2 separate regions of the Homo sapiens genome follow, and region 1 is linked to region 2. Evidence: chromatin loops called from intact Hi-C (ENCODE). Cell type or tissue: HCT116. All regions are shown on one strand.

Region 1 (8,000 bases), 310 kb after region 2:
CTCCCTGATCCAGGAGTATTTCCTCACCACAGCGCTGATTTACAACAGGGACAGATTGGGGCCAGGCGTGGTGGCTCACATCTGTAATCCCAACACTTTGGGAGGCCAAGGCAGGTGGATCACCTGAGGCCAGGAGTTCGAGACAAGCCTGGCCAACATGGTGAAACCCCATCTCTACTAAAAATACAAAAATTAGTTGGGCATGGTGGTGCAAGCCTGTAGTCCCAGCTACTCGGGAGGTTGAGACAGGAGAATCACTTGAAACTGGGAGGCGGAGGTTGCAGTGAGCTGAGATCGCGCCACTGCACTCCAGCCTGGGCGACAGAGCAAGACTCCATCTCAAAAAAAAAAAAAAGAAAAGAAAAGAAAAGAAAAGAAAAAAGAACGGACAGACTGGAACCCTTGGGGAGCTTCTGTAATCAGGTACTGGCTAAGTTACAGCTTGACCAGACAAGTAGGGTTCTGTGGAGCTGTGAACTTTCACAAAATACCTTTTATGCATGAAAAAGTACTTGATTAAGTTATTGTATAATGTCATTCTATTATAGAATGACACATAGAATCCTATTTTATAAAACACTAACTTAGCATATGCCTTAGTATTGGTGACCCTCTGGAGTTCAGGATTTTCATTTCTTTTTGTTTGTTTTGTTTTCTCATAACCACCTCAATTTTACAGATGTGGAAAGTGAGTCTGGGAAGTCTTGCTGTCATCTGCCCGTGATTATATGCAGCCATGAGCTACAGAACTCACACTCAAACTCGCAAGTGATGGCATACCAAATGGTACGAAAATGCAAGCTAAGTAGGCCTTTACCCCTCCCTGCCAGTAACTAATTTTTGTCTGTGTGAGTAACTGGCCTGTGTGTAAGAGGACTCACCCCCTACGTGGTCTCCAGTTAATTCTTTTTCCCATTTGGGCTCCTGACCGCCTTGCCATGCTGCTTCTAAGAGGGGTTATCTATACTCAGAGGGCCTAGGGCAGACCAAGGAAGGGAAAGAAGTTTTGGAGGTTTGTTTGTTTGTTTTTTAGAGACAGGGCTTTGCTTTGTGGCCCAGGCTGGAGTGCAGTGGTGCGATCATAGCTCACTGCAACCTTGAGCTCTTGGGCTCAAGTGATTCTCCCCTCTCAGCCTCCTGAGTGGCTGAGACCACAGGTACACATCACCATGCCTGGGTTTTTTTTCTTTCTTTCTTTCTTTCTTTTTTTTTTTTGGTAGAGATGAGGTATTGTTACATTGCCCAGGCTGGTCTCAAATTCCTGACCTCAAGCAATCCTCCTACCTTGGCCTCCCAGTGCTAGGATTACATGTGTGAGCCACCACTCCTGGTCTGGGCTTTTTTTTTTTTTTTTTTTAGGAGAATGTAAGGCATTTGTTTAGTGTTTACTGAGCATCTACTGCATGCCAAGCTCTGCTCAGGAGGCCAAGAGAGCAGGATAGGAGTGAGCCCTGCACCTGGGGTTTGGCCTGGCTGGGGAGCCCTAGCCTCAGGAAGCAGGACTGCCCTGGACCCCAGGAGGCCCCTGCTCAACCTGCGACAAGACTGAAAGGCTCCCCAGATGCACTGTGACGGTCAAGGGAGAGAAATGGGTGACCTGGGATCCTGGTGGCTTCAGATCTCATTGGGGGAAGGAGCAAGGGACCCCAGGGGTCAGAGGCATTGGGGGGGTAGGGCTGTCAGAGGGCACCCAGCAGAGTGACTCACAGGCTATGAGGAAAGAAGTCTCCTCTTGCTTGTATCTTCAGGATGCCAAGACCTGCAGCCCAGGCCTGGGGTGGTGGTTATCCCGGAGCGGCCTTACCAGGTGCACAGCTGGCCAAGGGAGGCTTGGTCATGGGCAGAGAGGGCAGGAGGAAGGCCCTTGCTCCACCACCCCCTCTCCCAAGGGAGTCCTATGCCCAGAACTTACCAAGTAGCAAGACTAGAGCAACCAGCAGAAGACCCTTGGGGGCAGCCATCATGAAAAAAAAAAAAAACATTGCCCGCCACCCCAAAGCCTCCTTAAATAGGCCCAGAAGAGGCTGGGGAAGGAACCTGGAGCCCACAGATAAGCCTAGGGCATGGCTGAGCTGGGCCCAAGCCAAACACTTCCACAGTCCTCTTCCAGCGACACCCACCCCAGCCCTGCCAAACACACACACCTATCTGCAATGCCCCCTGATTTTAAGGAAGGCTCCAAAGTCCTCCTCACTCACGATGGATTTACTAACACTAGTAAGAGTTGTAAACCAAAAATAAAATTCTAAGATCCCCCACCAAACATCTGAATGGACCCTTCCTCTCGGCCAGGGGCATTGCAAAGTTTACCTGAAAGAGTAGTTTAGGCCATGATGGGAAGGGAGTGGGGTCGGACGTGCGTCATGATACCCTCCTCCCTTTCGGAATTCAGGAAAAGCTGACCAACATGAACATCGACACAGACCCTAAGTCCATGATAAAACCTTGGTCTTGGCCCAGCGCGGTGGCTCACGCCTGTAATCCCAGCATTTTGGGAGGCCGAGGCGGGTGGATTACCTGAAGTCAGGAGTTCAAGACCAGCCTGGCCAACATGGAAAAACCCTATTTCTACTAAAAATACAAAAATTAGCCAGGCCTGATGGCGGGCACCTGTAATCCCAGCTACTCAGGAGGCTGAGGCAGGAGAATAGCTTGAACCCGGGAGGCAGAGGTTGAAGTGAGCCAAGATCGCACCACTGCACTCCAGCCTGGGTGACAGAGGGAGACTTTGTCTCAAAAAAACAAAAACAGACAAAAACAAAAAACCCTTGGGCTCCATGACCCTTATCCTAACCCAGACTTTCTTTTATTTTTTTTGAGACAAAGTCTCGCTGTTGTCACCCAGGCTGGAGTGCAATGGCGCAATCTCAGCTCACTGCAACCTCCACCTCCCGCTAACCCAGACTTTCTATTGATAATTTCTTTCTATTGATAATTCTTTCAACCAATTGCCAATCAGAAAATTTTTAAATCTACCTATTACCTGGAAGCCCCTGCTTGGAGTTGCCCCATCCTTCCACATCAAACCAATGTAAATCTTACATGTATTGATTGATGTCTTATGTCCTCCCAAATGGTATAAAAGCAACCTGTACCCCAACCATCTTGGGCACATGTTGTCAGGACCTCCTGAGGCTGTGTCATGGCCACATCCTTAACCTTGGCAAAATAAACCCTCTAAATTGATTGAGACCTGTTTCAGATACTTTTGGGTTCACAGAGTTAATGCTGATGAAGGGTCACTGCACAGTGGACTTCATTTTCTCATCTGCAGGAAGGTGATAATGATGGCACCTGTCTCATGAGGCTACATAATGCGATGGAGGTTACATAATGCGATGCTTAGCTCAGTGCATGGCACACAGAAAGAGCTCCATCCACGTGCTCTGTGGGTGTCCAAGGGGAGGGCTGAGCGCGTGATGGAGGGGACTGTAGGGCAAGATGATTCCGTCTTGGGGAGGGAGCCAAGCAGGGTTCATGGAGCGGGTACCGTTAGAGCTGGACCTTGAAGGCTGGGAAAAAAGGGAAATGGGATGGGGGGCGGGCATTGCTGGCAGATGACATGGCCTGAGCAAAGGCAGGGAGGCAGGGTGGGCAGGGCACATCCAGAGAATGACGAGGATTCAGGGGAGGCAATAGCATGGGTGCAGGGATGTGTGTGGTGAGAGATGAGGCCAGGGGATTTTGAATGCCAAACTGATGTGTTCAGACTGGATCCTGGGGACCGTCATAAGCCATGAAAAGTATTGGGACAGAGGAGGGACCTGGAGAGATTCAGCCACCAGTGTGATCAGATCAGAATGTTTCTTTATGCAATGGGCAATTAAGGAATTCCCAAGCTTTTAGCTCACACAAATAAGACCCCAACAATCCTCAGATGCACATCTCTGGACAATTGTCCAATTAGTTCCTCTGAATAAATTCTTAAAAGTGGAATCCTTGAACCATGTAATTGGCATTTTTTATATCTGGGTTAGACACAGATGGAACGATTCAATCATTTGCCCTTGAAGTGGATGTCTCTTGCCACAAAAATAATGGCCAGTATTTGTGGAGCTCTTGCTGTGAGCCCCACTCTGCCTGGATGCTTTGTGAATCATTTTGTCTGTAATCCTCACAACAGCTTCAGGTCATTACAGAGAACTGTGCAGAGAGAAAACCAATGCTCAGAACATTAGGTAACTTGCCCAAGGTCACACAGCCTATGAATCATCCCCTGACTGTGTAGAGGGTCATAGGCTGGAAGGGCAGTGGGCAAAAGCAGTCCTAGGCTGGGGGAGGTATCGGGAGTTAGGGGACTGCGTGAGCTTGGGTCAGTGATTTTAACTCTAGGAAACAGAGACCTAATAACAACATCCATCTCAAGATGAGGTTATGAAGATTATTATTATTTTTTGTACCCCATTTCTGTTGAAGGTTGTTAAGATTAAATGAGTCACATCGCATGAATTGCTTAGAACAGGACCCGGTGCCCACTATGAGCAATTCACTAAGAGTTTATCAATAATCAGTTTGAATCGGCCAACATGGGCACGTTGGGAGGTGCTCCCCCCTTGTGGTTATTGCTAGTATTGCGTGAAGATGGCCACTTGGGGCCCGACTCCCAGCATGCACTAGGACAAAGGCCACAAAACCCGGGGGTGGGAAAAGACCCCGCCCCATCCCAGCTGAGGTCCGCTCCATCCTCTTACACAGGGAATGGCGATTTCCCATCACAACCACCATCTGCCACCTCCTGTCTAGTTGACCTCTCTGTACCTGTTTCCCCACCCATATGAATGACTTAGCACAGAACTCAAAGCCCCAAAGAATTGCTTCTGGTCCCCTGCCCAGGAAAGAGGTAAGCTTTCCCTGGAGAAAGAGCTTCCCAGTTGTACATGGCTAGAGTGTTTGAAGGAGGTATTCCAGCTCTGTGGATACCCCTTCAAGTAAGGTTGCCAGGTAAAATACAGGATGCCCAGTTTAGTATAAGTATGTGCCATGCAATGTTAGGGGTACACTTCTAAAACATCCTTTGCTGTTTATCCGAAATTCACATTTGAGCACCCTGTTATTTGCTAAACTCAGCAACTACCCCTGGGTGTTTGGGGCAGAGGCAGGGGCTGGGCTGCCTGGGAGGGGGCGACTGCCCATTCTGGGCCAGGAACCTGGGATGTCTCACTTCAGCCCTCCCAAGCTGGTGGGAGGAGTCTCTGTTGCTAACCCCACTTCACCATGAGGCCAATGGCGTCTGAAAGCCACACAGATGATGTGCAGCCTCCAGGATAAATGCTCACAGAGGAGGCAGCTACTACAGCAATGGGGGGAGTGTTGGCCTAGAGGGAGCCCAGAGTGAAACCACTTTTGCAAAAATTATAACAGTGAGAAAATTATGGCAGTGAAAGAGATATGATCTAGCCAAGTCCTGATCTCGCCCCAGGCCTTCAAGCTGCCCCTAATTATTCCTGGGCTTAGGCCAAGCTAACTTTGGGAGACAGTTTATAGTTTAAATGATAATAGCCCTTCCCCAAAACTCAACCACCTTTGCGAAGCTAATAAGAGACCACCAGGGTAGGAGAACAGAGAAGGCTGAATTCTCCTAAGGTGTAGACATAAATGATAGCCAGTCATTATTCTGGAGGTCAGAAGATATGCAGCTTCCCCAAGTACTCCTGCAGGTAACATCACTATTTTAGAACCTAAGATTGGCCTTTTGTTGTTATTTTTGTCTTGTTTTGTTTAGAAACACCTTTTATTTGGGTAACATGTCCCAAAACAGGTCAGTTAATAAAACAGATTCTAAAGAATATGGCCCTATGCACAGCCTTCCCTCCCCGAAAATAACCTTTGGGAATAGGAATTCCCTTTCCCCCTTGCGCTCCTCTAATTTATTTAAAAGAATGTTTTGGGAGCTCATGTTTATCATCTGGGCAGGGGGGTGCCATGTCCATGTGCCGTATTCCTGGGGTACAGCAGTGGTAGGTGGCTGCAGCTCTCCAACCCTCTCCCAACCCTGGCCCAGCAAACATTTCTCTCCCACCCCAGGATCTGGGACCAAAACAAAGAGCAAGCAGGCCCCCTCCACTGAGGTGCTGGGCAGGGCTCAGTGGCACATCACTGTGCTTTGAGAAAGAGGGAGGGGATTTGTTTGGCACTTTAAAAATAGAGTGAGCAAGGCTGGGCGCGGCGAGTCACGCCTGTAATCCCAGCACTTTGGGAGGGTGGAGCAGGCGGATCACGAGGTCAGGAGTTCAAGACCAGCCTGGCCAACATGGTGAAACCCCAATTCTACTAAAAATACAAAAATTAGCCAGGCGTGGTGGCAGGCGCCTGTAATCCCAGCTACTCGGGAGGCTGAGGCAGAAGAATCGCTTGCACCCAGGAGGCAGAAGTTGCGGTGAGCCGAGATCGTACCACTGCACTCCAGCCTGGGTGACAGAGCGAGACTGCTTCTCATGAAAAATAATATATATAGAGAGAGAGTGAGCAGGACTGGAGAGAAGATATCAAAATGGCAGGGAGAGACCATTTGGCACTCGTCCCCTGGGAGAAGGGAAGAGGGAGATAGATACGAGAGTAGGAGCTAAGAAAAGTACGAGGGGTCCACTCCAAGTGACAGGTGCTGAAATGGGGTAGAACCAACAGGACACTGACTCTGGGTTTATGTCCTCTCTATCCCTCTATCCCACAGCAGCCGTGTGCCCACCTCCAGCCTCCCATGTCAGCCTGTCCCTATGTTTAGTGTCCAACCTCTGATTCTGGCAGTCAAGCGTCTTCCCCAATCCTAACATCAGAGACTTTCAAACCACAGTGACTCCATCTTGAGTAGGGACTGGGTAAAATAAAGCTGAGACCTACTGGGCTGCATTCCCAGGAGGTTAGGCATTCTTAGTCACAGGATGAGATAGAAGGTTGGCACAAGATACAGGTCACAAAAAGTTTGCTGATAAAACAGGATGTGGTGGCTGGGTGCGGTGGCTCACACCTGTAATCCCAGCACTTTGGGAGGCCGAGGCAGGTGGATCACTTGAGGTCAGGAGTTCGAGACAGTCTGACCAACATAGTGAAACCCCGTTTCTACTAAAAATACAAAATTAGCAGGACATGGTGGCATGTGCCTGTAATCCCAGCTACTCAGGAGGCTGAGGCAGGAGAATTGTTTGAACCTGGGAGGCAGAGGTTGTAGTGAGCCAAGATCACACCATTGCACTCCAGCCTGGGTGACAGAGCAAGACTCCGTCTCAAAAAAAAAAAAACAAAAAAAACCAAAAACCCAACATAACACAAAACCGGATGTGGTAAAGAAGCCAGCCGAAAACCACTAAAACCAAGATGGCAAAGAAAGTGACCTCTGATCATCCTCGTTGCTCATGATATGCTACTTATAGTACATTAGCATGCTAAAAGACACTCCCACCAGCACCACAACAGTTTACAAATGCCATGGCAACATCAGGACATTACCCTATATGGTCTAAAAAGAGGAGGAACCGTCAGTTAGGGGAACTGCCCACTTCTTTCCAAAACTGATGAGTAATTGTTTAATATATGTTTTTTGTTTGTTTGTTTGTTTGTTGGAGATGGAGTCCCTCTCTGTTGCCCAGGCTGGGGTGCAGTGGCGTGATCTCAGCTCACTGCAACCTCTGCCTCCCAGGTTCAAGTGATTCTCTTCCCTCAGCCTCCTGAGTAGCTGGGATTACAGGCACACACCACCGTGCTTGGGTAATTTTTTGTGTGTTTATAATAGAGACAGGGTTTCTCCATGTTGGCTTGGCTGGTCTCAAACTCCTGACCTCAGGTGATCCACCTGCCTTGGCCTCCCAAAGTGTTGGGATTACAGGCGTGAGCCATCACACTCAGCTTATGCTTGAAACTACCATTGCAAAATTATAACAGTGAAAGAGATCTGAACTAACCAACTACATCTTGCTTTTTTTTTTTTTTTTTGGAGATCGACTCTTGCTCTGTCGCCCTGGCAGGAGTACAGTCGCACAATCTTGGCTAACTGCAGCCTCTGCCTC
Region 2 (8,000 bases):
ATTGGTTCATTTCATCCAAGTTGTCAAATTTGTCAGCAGAGTTGTCTGTAGCATTCCTTTTATGTATTATGTATCTATTTTATGTTTTTGTAGTATTGTCCTTTTATGTTTGTTAGTGCTATTAATTGTTTATTTCATTCCTGATGTTGGTAATTTGATATTTTCATTTTAGCAGTCTATCAAATAAGTTGGGTTAAGGCCACAGGTAGTGACCAGCCGTCTCTGGGTGGTGGTTTCACTGTTTGTTCCATTTTCAAAGCCTTTGCAGTACTATTTGTTTTTGTTTTTGAGACAGAGTCTTGCTCTGGAGTGCAGTGGTGCAATCTCGGCTCACTGCAAGCTCTGCCTCCCAGGCTCAAGCGATTCTCCTGCCTCAGCCTCCCGAGTAGCTGGGATTACAGGTGTGCACCACCACGCCTGGCTAATTTTTGTATTTTTAGTAGAGACGGGGTTTCACCGTGTTGGCCAGGCTGGTCTCGAACTCCTGGCCTCAAGTGATCCACCTGTCTCGGCTTCCCAAAGTGCCAGGTTACACTGCGCCCGGCCCTTTGCAGTACTAGTTGGATCTGTTCCACATGTGTGCCAGCCAGTGGCCACAGGGACGTGGGTATTCATGCAGCTTTAAGTTCAGTTCTCAAAATCTTTAGTATGCTGTTTAGGATCAGATCCATCCATGTGCGGCTTGAACGTGAAGCCAGGAGTTCATGAAAACAACGTTATGGGGTCACTTTCCCAAGGTGTTCTCTTTCTGTGATTTCCTGTTTTTTTCTGGTTCTCTTGGGCTCTGTTTCAGTCCTCTGGCTGCCCACTTCCCACCACCACACCTATATCGGGGGCTAAGTGGTAGGAAGAGTGAGAGAAAAATGGAACAGGGGTTCCCTCACTTCTTGGGCCCAGAGCTCTTCCTACTGGTGTGCATGGATTCCTCTGAGTTTTTGGTACCTGCAGGCCTCTCATCGCCACTGCTATCACTGACAGGGGACCCTTTCCTCCTTGAGCCTGAACTAGAGGGCTTCTCCAGGAGTTTTCTCTGTCTGCTCACTTCTGGGTCTCCCCTGAGTCCACTCTAGAAGATACTGGAGGGAAAAAATTGTAACCTCACCACCTGTTTGGTGTTACCTCAGATTCTGGTCTTCTCTAGTCTGCTTGTGGCTACTTAATTTTCAGGGTGCTCAAATAGCTGCTCTGTGCATTCTGTCCACATTTTATTTTATTTTATTTTTGAGACAGAGTCTCGCTCTGTCACCCAGGCTGGAATGCAGTGGTGCCATCTCGGCTCACTGCAACCTCTTCCTCCCGGGATCAAGTGATTATCACACCTCAGCCTCCCCAGTAGCTGGACTACAAGCGTGCGCCACCACACCCGGCTAATTTTTGTATTTTTAGTAGAGATGGGGTTTCACCATGTTGGCCAGGCCGGTCTCGAACTCCTGGCCTCAAGTGATCGGCCTGCCTCAGGCTTCCAAAGTGCACGGATTACAGGCATGAGCCACTGTGCCTGGCCCTGTCCATGTTTCATAGCTGCAGAGTGAAACCTTCTCACTTAATCCTACCTGGAACTGGAACTGAGCAGAATTGGATTTTAAAAGACTCACTCTTGCTGTCCAGACTCTGGGAGGTCAGATAGTGAAACTGGGTTGGAGGCCAGGCAGATGGAGGGCAGTGGGCAGATGTGAAAGTGCTCAGGTCTGGCACTGACAGGATCTGCTGACAAGCTGCACATGAGGGATCAGGGAGGGCAGGACTCAAGGTGACACCCAGGTTCACTTCTTAGTCATCTGCCAGGTCTGGAAAGTGACCTGAGACCTTGGCTAGTACAGTTTCAAAGTAGTGAGTGGTGGGTCATATGCAGTGGGAAGAGGCCAGGAGAGAGGTTGAGGCTACAGGAGTGACAAAACAGCAATAAGGCTGGGTGCAGTGGCTCATGTCTGTAATCCCAGCACTTTGGGAGGCCGAGGCGGGCAGACCACTTGAGGTCAGGAGTTTGAGACCAGCCTGGCCAACATGGTGGAACCCTGTCTCTACCGAAAATACAAAAATTAGCCAGGTATGGTGGCACCCACCTGTAGACCCAGCTACTCGGGAGACTGAGACAGGAGAATCACTTGAACCCGGGAGGCGGAGGTTGCAGTGAGCCGAGATCATGCCATTGTACTCCAGCTTGGGCGACAGAGACTCTGTCTCAAAAAAAAAAGAAAAGAAAAGGAAAAAGAAAACAGCGATAAAACCAAGTCCCCCAGCAAGAGGGAGAAAATCACCCTTTGAAGCTGGCACTGCTTCAAAGGGGAGAAATGTCTCCACTGGAATCATTTGGGATTCATATGGCAGGGGGGACGCAGGGAGCGTGTAATGGCAGAGAGCTGAGGGGCTCAGCTGTGGATCTGGTTTTGTTCTATGCATGAGGAAGCAAGATCTTTTGCAGTGTGGCAGGAGGCAGCAGTGAAAATATACAGAGTAGCAAGGACGTCCCTGGGAGATGGGAGAGAAAGGTGGTGAGGGACTCACACAAAGGGGACAGGTACTGATCAAGGCCAGCAGATATTCTGGGTTTGAGGAGTGTGGTCTGCCTGGCTGGGAGGTGTCAACGCACAGCAGATACCCTGCGTTTGAGGAGTGTGGTCTGCATGGTTGGAAGGGGTCACCACACAGCAGATACCCTGGGTTTGAGGAGTGTTGTCTGCATGGCTGGGAGGGTCACTGCAGAACGTGGCTGCATAGCATGTGTACGTGTGCTCAGCAAAGGGCCCTATCACCCCTGCCTGAAGGTAGAAGGTGCAGAACTGACAGGTCATCACCCAAAGACTGACAATGTTACTTCCGTCAGCTGAGTGGCCACCACACTCCAGTGACTGCTGGGCAGTTTGTAGCATGATTTGATTTATCCCTCTTGACAACTCTAAGAGGTTTTTTTTGTTTGTTTGTTTTGTTTTTTTAATGGAGTCTCGCTCTGTCGTCCAAGCTGGAGTGCAGCGGCATGATCTTTGCTCACCGCAAACTCCACCTCCCGGGTTCGAACGATTCTTCTGCCTCAGCCTCCTGAGTAGCTGTGACTACAGGCGTGCGCCACCATGCCCAGCTAATTTTTGTATTTTTACTAGAGACGGGGTTTCACCGTATTGGTCAGGCTGGTCTGGAACTCCTGACCTCGTGATCCGCCCACCTCAGCCTCCCAAAGTCAAAGTGCTGGGGTTACAGGCGTGAGACACCATGCCTGGCCCCTAAAAGGTCTTTATCATTACATACACTTTGTGGGTGAAGAGACAGAGGCAGAGGGACCCACCTTATAAGTGACACAGTCTGGATTTGGGCCCAACCTGTCTAGTGCCTGGGCTGCCCCATGGTTAGACAGAGGACAAACAGGTGTGAAGGAAGCCAGACAACCAGGAGAGAGAGGAAGAACTCACCCCAGCAGGGATGAACCACAGGGCGAGGCCAAGTGAGAAAGGAAAAGAAAAACGCAACTGCCACCTGGAGGAGTCAGATCTGGAAGGGCACTGGAAGGGTAACTGCTGTGGTGGCCAGAACAGGGCTTCTGATTTTAAGATTACTGAGCCAGAGCCCACAGAGTCTGGAGGTGACCATGTGGGGGCAGAGGTGGACAGGGCCTAGTGGGGTCAGGCTGCGTGGGGACTGGTGCTCCACGTTAAGGCACAGCTGAAGATGCAAGAGCATGCCGACCAGGGAACGAGGCCCAGGGGTTGAGGACAAGCTCCATGGCCAAGGGCCCTGGTGGACCTGAGGGCTGAGACGGGTGGGGTGCAATCCTAGCAGAGGCACCAAGACACCAGGATTTGGAAGAATGAGTGGCACAGGGAGGGGAACGCTGAAGAGGGGCACAATCGACCAGTCCCTGGGCCAGGTTTGCCCCTCTTGGAGGGTGGGGGCTGCGTAGGTGAAAGTTCCTTCTCCTGGTTGGACTCTTCTCCCCAGAGGTCTCACATTCTGATGACCCTGTGGGGACCTTATAAAGACAGGTGAGCAAGCCAGCCCTGGTTGACTCAACATGCCCTCAGAAGGGCCTCAATCCAGCCACCAGATGGCAGCTGGAAATAAGACAAAGCTTCCCGAAGTCAAAAGAGGCCTACACTTCGGAAGCTGCTTAAACAACCAATCACACGGTCCTGGGGTTGCCTGATTCCTCATCAGAACAGCAGAAAACTCCATGCCCTTCCTCATATGAATTTTTCTAATAAAGGATAAGAAAGGAATGAGAATCTGATAATAAGGACTCTCTTGAAAGGCTGCTTGGTCCTGTGGTGAGCTCTGGTCTCTCTGGTGATATGGGGCCCTGTACATCTCCAGCCCAGCAGGGAAGTCTCCTGATCTGTGGCCCAGGACATCATCTGAGGTCCCAGCCATCAGCTGCCCAGAGCTCTGCACCCACTCTGCTCTAAGCGCCCCTGTGGGTCTGGCATGCCCAGTGGGTGTAAAGCATGACTGTTTAGTGGCCACGGCCTACACAGCTATAGATCTATAGATGTTGTCCATCAGCAGCTGAGAAGTGCCCACAGGGGGACACAAGTGAGCTGATCCTGGCTAGGGCGTTGGAGATGCGTGTGCTGAAAGCTAAGAGGTCAGGAAGATAGGGTCCCAGCAAGAAAGAGGAGAGGCTGCCCAGCAGAAAGAGTGGGTATACAGGAAGAAAGCAGAGGGGTCAAGGACGGGGAGTTTTTATGAGCTTGAAGACAGATGGGAAGATCAGTGATGGGGACAGGAAGATGTAGTCAGCAGAAAGCTATATGGCAATGGGAGGCTTTGAGATGGGGCAAGGGCAGCCCCAAGAGGCAATGACCAAAGCTGATCCAGAAGCCAGGGGGCTGGACAGGTCAACCCCTGCCCCAGCACAGCAGCAGGAGGTCCATGCAGAGGAGCTCCAGGTGGAGAAGTCAGACACACATGGAGACCCCAAGATGAGGCCGGCGGGGCAGGACAGCACAGCACACAGGCTTCCCTGAGGCCAAGGGAGAGCCCTCGGGGGTGACACAAAGGACATGGGGAAGGTAAGGCAGCTTGCTACAGAGCAGGGTGGGGTGTAAGCCAAGGGGCACGGGGAAACAGTGAGGTGCCTACTCCACCCCAGGTACAGCTCTTCTCTCCTCTGCATGGGCCAGCATACCTGTGCTGCCCACATGAGTCTCTCCTCAGCCCCAAACAGTGAGCTCCTTAAAGGCCAGGTCCAAGCCTGTGCCTGTTCATCTCTGAGTTCCCTGCATCTGGCTCAGCCCCCAGGACACACAAGGACACCAATCAAAGCCTGCTGAGGGACATATGCATGCACTTTAGTGCATAAGAACCATTTTGCCTTTCAGTGACCTTGCAGGATTGCGTTGCTTTCTTTCACAGAACAGGAGCCTTCCAATGTCAACAATAAACAGGAACTATAAACAGAGGGAGTGTGCAGGGAAAACACATCCAGGGAGTTTCAGCATCTTCTCACGCACTTGGAAAAGTCTGCCCAATTTTTGGCTGAAGTCCAGCCAAAAGATTCAAAGGAAAATCTATTTTTTCCCCAAGCAGCAGAAAGAAAGACTCAGAGTAATTCTCTCAAGTGCTGTGTGCCTCTGATTTCTTGGAGTTTGATCAATGTGACACAATATTTGGGCATAACAATTAAGAACAAATAAATTCCACACAGGGAACAATGTGTCATCCAGCCCCAAATACACAGGTGGAAGGGAATGTGAGAGCTGCCACCAGGCAAAACGGAAGGAATACCAAACTGGCTGGAGAAAAGGCCACTGCATTCCAGGGCATTCTACAGGACATGCTTGCTTCACTGCTTTCAAATCCCTCTCATAACTTCAAATATGTGGAAAAAGTTTGTTTCCCCCTGAAGGGTTGCAGGCAAATATGCCCTTCTCCTGGGGATAAGTCCAATAATAACTCTTTTCAGAGGGAGCCAAATAACCCGTGTTCAAACCATCACATGCAAAATCCTTGGGAAAGCACATCATCCCGCTCTGTGGTGGCTGCTGACCAAAGACGGTTTGGCCTGGAGTGGACAGGTGACTTCTACACTCTGGCCACTGAGCCTGTCCAGCCCTCCCATCCACCACCTTCCTGGCCAGATGGAGGTCCTAGTCCCAGATCTTGCCCAGGCCAATACCCTCAGCTTCAAGGGAAGGAGCACGGAGCTGTCTCCACCAAGTTATCTTGAACCTCCCCTGGTGACTCCCAGGCTGAGGGATGCTGCAGTCTGACTATGATGCCCAGGCCACAGAGGACACTCACAGTCCCTGAACACATCTACCCTTTTGCTCCAACCATGCCCACCACCTGGAGTCCTCTTCCCTGCCCTCCTCACCTCCATCTCCATATTCCAAAGCTTCTCAAGTCTCACCTCCCACCAGTAACATCCTATCCCCACACCCCACCTCCAGCCACCCCAAGACACTGAGGGCCTCCTACCTTACACTGTGCTAATCCATATGCAAATCTCCCTTCCAACCACAGAGGGTCTTGGTTCTCACCTCTGTGGGAGCTGCCACACCTTGCTCCTGAAGTTTGAGTTCATATAGGGCTGTAAACTGAAAAAAAATTCGAAGTGCCACAACCATGTAAATGGGCTCCTCCTTTCAGCCAAGGGCATTCCAAAGTTAACCTAAAAAAAGTAGCTAGGGTCATGATGGGAAGTGGGGGTTGGACATGCCTCTGTACCCTCCTCCCTTTGGAATTCAGGCACAGCTGCCTAGCATTAACATTAAAGCAGAGATCTTAAGACTTTTTGTAGCAATGACACCAAGTTCCAGCCTGACTCTAGTATAGTATCACATGACAAATAGCAGGCCCTAAAAGAGATCAGAGTATTTTACCTGAAAATACATTTCTTTGACATATTTTGAAATGGCCCTGCAAATCTGTCTCTTGGGAAAGTCTATGTTCTTTAGAGAATCTCTTTCCTTTTCCAGGTCTTTTCCTTGATCCAGGAGAGAACTAAGAGTGTGGCACCTTTTTAAGTCTGGTGAGAACCATTTACAATCTATTCTCTCTGAAGCCTGCTACTTGGAGGCTTCATCTGCATAATAAGAACCCTGGGCCCGGCGCGGTGGCTCACACCTGTAATCCTAGCACTTTGGGAGGCCAAGGCAGGCGGATCACAAGGTCAGGAGATCGAGACCATCCTGGGTAACACCTTGTCTCTACTAAAAATACAAAAAATTAGCTGGGCGTGGTGGTGGGCGCCTGTAGTCCCAGCTACTCGGGAAGCTGAGGCAGAAGAATGGCGTGAACCCAGGAGGTGGAGCTTGCAGTGAGCCGAGATGGTGCCACTGCACTCCAGCCTGGGCGACAGAGTGAGACTCTGTCTCAAAAAAAAAAAAAAAAAAAAAAAAAAAAGCAAAGCAAAGAAAAAATATGTGGCCTGGAAATAAGTATTCCTTCCTTCAGCTCATTTTAGGCAACTGGCAAGTTCGAGCCATAAATATAAAACTGGAAAACCTCAAAAGGTCAAATTTTAGATGCACAGGCAGAGAATCACTACTGCAGTGAGCAGAGGTGGCTGGGTGCCGCTGAACAGCACTCTGCTCCAACACCTGGTCCTGGGCTCCAGGGAAGGCCCACGGCTGAGGAAGGGCTGGCAGGGAAGGGCTACCGTCCCAGCTTGCAGACCCCTCTGTGACTGACACAGGTACTCTTTTGGGAAGTGTGAGCACGCCTCCCCCAGGATGACCATGGCTTTCCCTCCTGCAGCCACAAGCAGCATGTCTTTGCCCTGAGCAGAAGGTGAATGTCTTTCTAGAGGTGAATCCCTCGGGGGCTGCTGAGCCTCATTTTGGGTCGACACATGTTGTTGGACATAAGTTGTTTGAAGACAGTAAAAGCAGTTTTTTCCTTTCACCTCTCAAGTGCCCTGGGCGCCTAATCTCCTGCGGGTGATTCTGCCCCATCTCCTGCCACCGGCTGTGGGCGGATGATTTATGAGTGCTGGGTGTCAACGAAAAGAGTCAAACTCTGTAAAATATTTGAAGAGGGCTGGGCGCAGTGGCTCACGCCTGTAATCC

Evidence for each region. Peaks named below come from ENCODE experiments on the same cell type or tissue, not always from the same donor. Only the 100,000 strongest peaks of a DNase experiment are listed, where the experiment ranks them.
Region 1: it touches region 2 in a loop (12-fold over the local background); 14 of 110 quality-filtered maps call a loop at or near these places.

The regions. Positions count from the first base shown.
Region 1 is chr22:30,441,924-30,449,923 of GRCh38, reverse strand. LOC105372991 (a long non-coding RNA gene) reads right to left here and starts at 1,964. Exons shown (of 4, transcript XR_007068061.1): 1 at 1,913-1,964; 2 at 1,708-1,815. It also overlaps a transcript of SEC14L3 not described here. RefSeq lists enhancers at 4,448-4,742, 7,215-7,264. In HCT116, a CTCF peak has its summit at 4,549 (motif pointing left); DNase peaks (open chromatin) are centred at 4,564 and 5,111; H3K27ac peaks cover 652 bases.
Region 2 is chr22:30,751,624-30,759,623 of GRCh38, reverse strand. All of the region lies in intron 2 of OSBP2 (oxysterol binding protein 2), which reads right to left. Among named protein-coding and RNA genes, the nearest start is that of MIR3200, 24 kb to the right of the region's middle. RefSeq lists a silencer at 3,953-4,102. In HCT116, a CTCF peak has its summit at 4,027 (motif pointing right); a DNase peak (open chromatin) is centred at 4,063.